2 separate regions of the Homo sapiens genome follow, and region 2 is linked to region 1. A link is a loop called in an ENCODE intact Hi-C map of the cell type or tissue named here. Cell type or tissue: heart right ventricle. All regions are shown on one strand.

Evidence for each region. Hi-C counts contacts between places; a loop is a spot of excess contacts. Peaks named below come from ENCODE experiments on the same cell type or tissue, not always from the same donor. Only the 100,000 strongest peaks of a DNase experiment are listed, where the experiment ranks them.
Region 2: a loop joins it to region 1, with 3 times the contacts of the local background. A loop is called at or near these places in 17 of 110 quality-filtered maps.

Annotation. Positions count from the first base shown.
Region 1 is chr18:36,468,173-36,470,672 of GRCh38, reverse strand. All of the region lies in intron 3 of FHOD3 (formin homology 2 domain containing 3), which reads right to left. Among named protein-coding and RNA genes, the nearest start is that of FHOD3, 170 kb to the right of the region's middle. RefSeq lists an enhancer at 1-6. In heart right ventricle, no CTCF peak of the experiment used is centred here; DNase peaks (open chromatin) are centred at 1,022 and 2,393; H3K27ac peaks cover 2,500 bases.
Region 2 is chr18:36,300,952-36,303,451 of GRCh38, reverse strand. The region is part of intron 1 of FHOD3 (formin homology 2 domain containing 3); the gene reads right to left. Among named protein-coding and RNA genes, the nearest start is that of FHOD3, 4.5 kb to the right of the region's middle. In heart right ventricle, no CTCF peak of the experiment used is centred here; no DNase peak of the experiment used is centred here; H3K27ac peaks cover 2,273 bases; H3K27me3 peaks cover 338 bases.

The DNA.
Region 1 (2,500 bases):
GGGAACAAACAAAGCCAATGATTGGATCCAGTATCTGTAAAGACTATCAAGCTCCATACCAGCTAAAACTCTATTAGAACGATACAATTACACACATATTGTATAATTATACAACCATATAGGTTTTAGTGAGCACAAGGACGTGAGAAAGTCCTATTAGGGAGAACTCTGGTGTATCCTATTCCACTCCCTCCCCCAGTTCCATGCCAAATCTTGGCTTCAGAAACATCTCAACAAAGCTCTCCTGTCACTACAAGACAACCGTCATAGACGTGAACGGTAAAATCCTTTGCCTCTGAGCTAATCCAGTTCCTTCACATTACATCTGGGGAAACTGAGGCCAGGGAGACTATAGGACACTCATTCATGTCACTAATATTTATTGAGCATCTTCTGTGTGATAGGCATCTATTCAGCATTGGGCAGACAATGGTGAGCAAAACCGGATGGGGGTCTGCTCAGTACAGAAGAGAAACCCCCCGGAGGCCTCCAGACTTCACAAGGGTATGCTAACTGCCACGTTCCTAGGACCTGCTCCAGAGGACAAGGCAGCCCAGGCATGGCCCCTGCCTGCCTCGGGCACCCCGCTCTCCTACCATCTGGAATTCCTGCCAGCTCTCTGCTACAGAATTTCCCCATGAACCAATTTCCTAAACTTCTAGGTCAGCCTCTTGATGAAGAACAGGAACCGGTTTTCCAAAGACTCCTTCCCACACATATGCATTCCATAATTACATAGATCAGGACACAAGGGGAACTATGCATGAACGTGGCTTGATTTGTGGAAATAATAATGCTTATCCTGGCTTAGCCACAGAGGACTGGAGCTTCCCCCGCAGACCCCGCCGCCACCCCCTTAACCCTCCAACAACTTTCCTAGGGCTTGCTAGCGCCCACAACTCCGGAACAACTTTGAACGCCCTTAAATCCTGGTCAGAGCACCAGCTGGTTTCACATTGAGATCCAACCAAAGGTGATGAGGCCTCACAACCCCCTGCCGAGCCTGACATGCCTGCCAAGTTATTTTTGTGCCAGCATCAGCTGCCTCTTGGTCGAGTGATAGCTGATGTCAAAGGGTTTGATTTCTGAGAGCTTATGAAGCAGTTGGGTTTTCATGTCCTAAACATGCCACTTTGGAACTCCCACTACCAAAGGATAATATGGTGAATACCTTGAAGAGAGCCCAGCCAGCCTGCTGTACATGGGATCAGGGGAGCAACAAATGCTCTGCAGCCCCCACCCCACCTCCCAGTTGGAGCACCGGGCAGGACAACTGTCTACACTGCAGTGGGCAGCTCGGCGATAAAAGCTACAAACTTGGCCTAGGATCTCTGAGTGTGGTTTACACGTGCCCCTTAATTTGTACCCAAATCCACCATAGGGGATATGTCTCCTTAAGTTTCATAAAGAAGGAGTAAACAGTAATCATCTGGCCCTGAGAGGGTCAATATTTGCTTATTGTGTATAGCTCTATACCTGGTGATAGGATGGGGGCTGGGGTTTAGGATGAAGAGGGTATATGTAAAACAGAAAATTACACCCCTGTTCTCAACAGGCATCACAGTGGTCACAGTTCTAAGGGGAAAGACCCCCAAGTATGGCAAGGGAAACTTCCTAATCAAGACTTGTATTACTCAGTTTCCTTCCTAGCTCTTGTCATAATTTGAAACTGACACAAGTGTTTGCTTGTTTACTTGTTAACTGTCCGACTCCTCTCCTTCCCTGAGCCCCAGGAAGGCTCAGCCTTGTCTGTTGTATTTTCCAGACCTGCCGCCTCAAAGGTTCTCAGTGTCTGTCGGTGGGATTACCATTGCCTGCACCCTTGCTAGCTCTCAGCTGGAGGTGGCTTGCACTCCCAGGTGTGGAGCAGAGGCTCACAAGGTGGCAGCCACAGCAGGGCCTGGGGTGGTGGCAGAAGGAAACCTGTGGGAAAGGCAGAAGATCTGGGGTTGGACTGAGCTCTGCCACCAACCTCCAAGTGGCCCCTTCACATCTCAAAGCCACAAATTCCTCCCCCTCTAAAGTACTAGGGGTGGATGGAGGTAAAAGCCAGGATCACTAAAATCCCACTGCCCCTGAAATTCCCTGATTGATTTGCTCAGGCTGGCACTCACCTTCCCTTCCACTGGCTCACACCCACAGGGCACAGCCAGAAGGAGCTCCGGGCAGCTCCCTCGCCCACGGCAGACTCCTGTGGCCTGTCTCCAGAGCCCCAGCTGTGCATTCCGGTGTTGCTGCCCCTATCTTATCACCCTCTTCTTTCTCCACCACCTCCGCCTTCCCTGTCCCCAGCTGACATCCCTGGCCATCTGGGCCCTTATCACCACGTCTAGCTGGCTATTCTTAGTGCCACATTTTTCCGTAACAGCCTTGTCCTCCAGGCAGCATTACCCAGGCGAGGGGAGAGGTAGCCACTTATCCCTATGGCTTCGGCACTGCAGAGTCATTAAGGTGGAAGGCACATCAGAGACCAGCCAGCAGCCTGGGTCCCTGTGGGGAT
Region 2 (2,500 bases), 170 kb after region 1:
ACCCTGGGAGGACTTGCCAGAGCACAACCACTTAAATCACAGCACTGTGACAGGCAGCCGCATGCAAAGGCAATGCAGTCAACCCTACCCCACCCCCATCTGCACAGAGAGCATGGGCTTTGCTGATTTTCTAATAATGGGACAGAGTTAACAATAGGATTTGGAGGAAAAAAAAAGATGACCTTAAATCTTAGCTCCTTCACTTAAACGCAGTATAGCCCTAGGCAACCTGCTTAACCTCCTGTGCCTCAGTTTCCCCATCTGTTAATTGGGGATTCCTCATCTGCCTGCCTGCTAGAGTTGTTGTGAGGATAAATAAAGCTATACATGGAGACCTACAGTGCAGCCTCCAGCATAAGTTCATGACATAGCAGCCCCTTCCTTCCCAAAGATTGATGCCAGTCTATTCCAACCCAGATCGTTGCAAGAGGCCATGACAGCACCTGCTGGATGTCTGGCTAGGTTACCGATATGGTCTGTGGCCATGCATGAAACAAAGCCAACTGACCCATGAAGGGTTCAATCCCATGATCCTGATCTCAATAGCAAGGCTCCAACCAACTGAGCTAATTACAGTGGAGTCAGATTTGATTCTGCTTACATGGAGACACTCTTAGCTGTTCATACAACATTCTTAAAACAGTGTTGTCCTAAGATACTATGACACAACACACTTGCCAAGTTTACTAATGATCTCATCTTTTAAAAATCTTAATGTAATGTAGCAAACAGATGTGTCCCTTAAGAGGATTAAGGTGGAAATTCATTAGTGCAATAATACCAGTGGATTTGTGTTCTAAAACTAACACCAATCAATCAACTTAGTGCACATTCTATCTTAGCACTACTTAGCTTCGAGGGAAACACCAGAGAACTGAACAGCCAGGTCTTCTCCCTCAGGGAAGTTATCTGAGAACAGGGGAGACAGTGAGAACCCCCATGTACTGAGAGCCTGACCTAAATCACCTGTAATCCATGCTGTTCAGACTGCAGTGTGCACAAAAATCACCAGGCCATCTTGGTGAAGCATGTGTTCTGATTCAGCAGGTCGGGGGGGAGGGGCGGTGGCAGCACCTGAGTGTGCATTTCTAATACAGCCCAGGTGATACACAGCTCACACTTGGAGTAGCTAGATTCTATCCTCACTGCAATCAGCTGTTTACAGATGGGATAGCTGAGGCAGCGAGGCAACCACAAAGACAAGGGTAGTGAGAAAGGAATGAACACAGTACACTCAAGGCTAATCCAATGAGAGGATGCACGCTGAAATGTGGACAGGCTGCCTGGAAGGAGAACATTCAGGACACAAAAGTGGAGTCCTTAAGAGCTTAGACCTGCTGTCACATGCCAACTCGGAACTTCTCACTCATGTGACCAGGTGACTTCCTTCCAATCTTGGTCTCTCCTTCTATGAGCTGCAACAGTATCAGTACTTGGCCCTCGAATGGCCATGGGCTTGGTAAGCTGATGTCCCTCTAGGATGGTTCTCAGCTCAGGCAAATGCCTAGGACATGACAGCTATTATAACTCCACTCTGTCCAGCTCACTCCGGGCAACAAAACATTTCCTGAATTAAATCATTAAGTAATAATTGTCATTTTAACATGTACACTAAAAAAGTCACCAGTGTTTTGTAAAAATATTCTACAGTTCCAGTGTTGGCTATCAAAGTGAAAAAAGAATCCTTAGATCATTAAATGCCAGTAGCACAAATCAATCCAAACACATTTTAAGCTTTAAAAGGACTATGATTCTATGAATGCTACTGCAGAGGTTTTTCTAAATTAGAACTCCTATAATTACCATTTTTCTTTTAAAATATTAAGCCAGAAATAAACATTTACTTTTGCAGCATTTCAAAACAAAAACTAAATGTCTTGCTTAGCCCAACCTAGAACATATAACCATCAAAATGAACATCTCCCCAATGAGAATATGGCACCTGATTTGAACTTTTTGTTAGAAAACTAATGTTTATTTAATCATATTCCCTAGAACTACTATAAGCAGATGAAGTTTTTTAAAATAATGTATCAGTTTAAGAAATAAAAAATGATAAAGCATAATAAGCACAATCTCTTATTTTTGCATAAGATGACAATTTTATTAAATGAACAACTTCAACTTCTAATGGAGTCAGCAGACGTGAACTAAGTTACTACATCATTAGGTTAAGAAAAGATGTCCACACTCAAGTTTCAGCCAGGAAAGGCCTGACAGGTTGTCCAGTTCAAAGGTTGCCAGCACAGGAGAATCCCTAGGAGAGCTTTAAAAATTAGGACCCTCTGAGGGGGCCTTCTCAGCGCTGCCTACACAGGTACATTTACTTTAAGAAGATTCACCCAACTGCACACTTATACCCTGTACACTTTTTTGTATATGTGACCACTTCAGTCAAAAGTTTACTCCCAGCCAGGCACGGTGGCTCACACCTGTAATCCCAGAACTTTGGGAGGCCGAGGTGGGCAGATCACTTTGAGCTCAGGAGTTTAAGACCAGC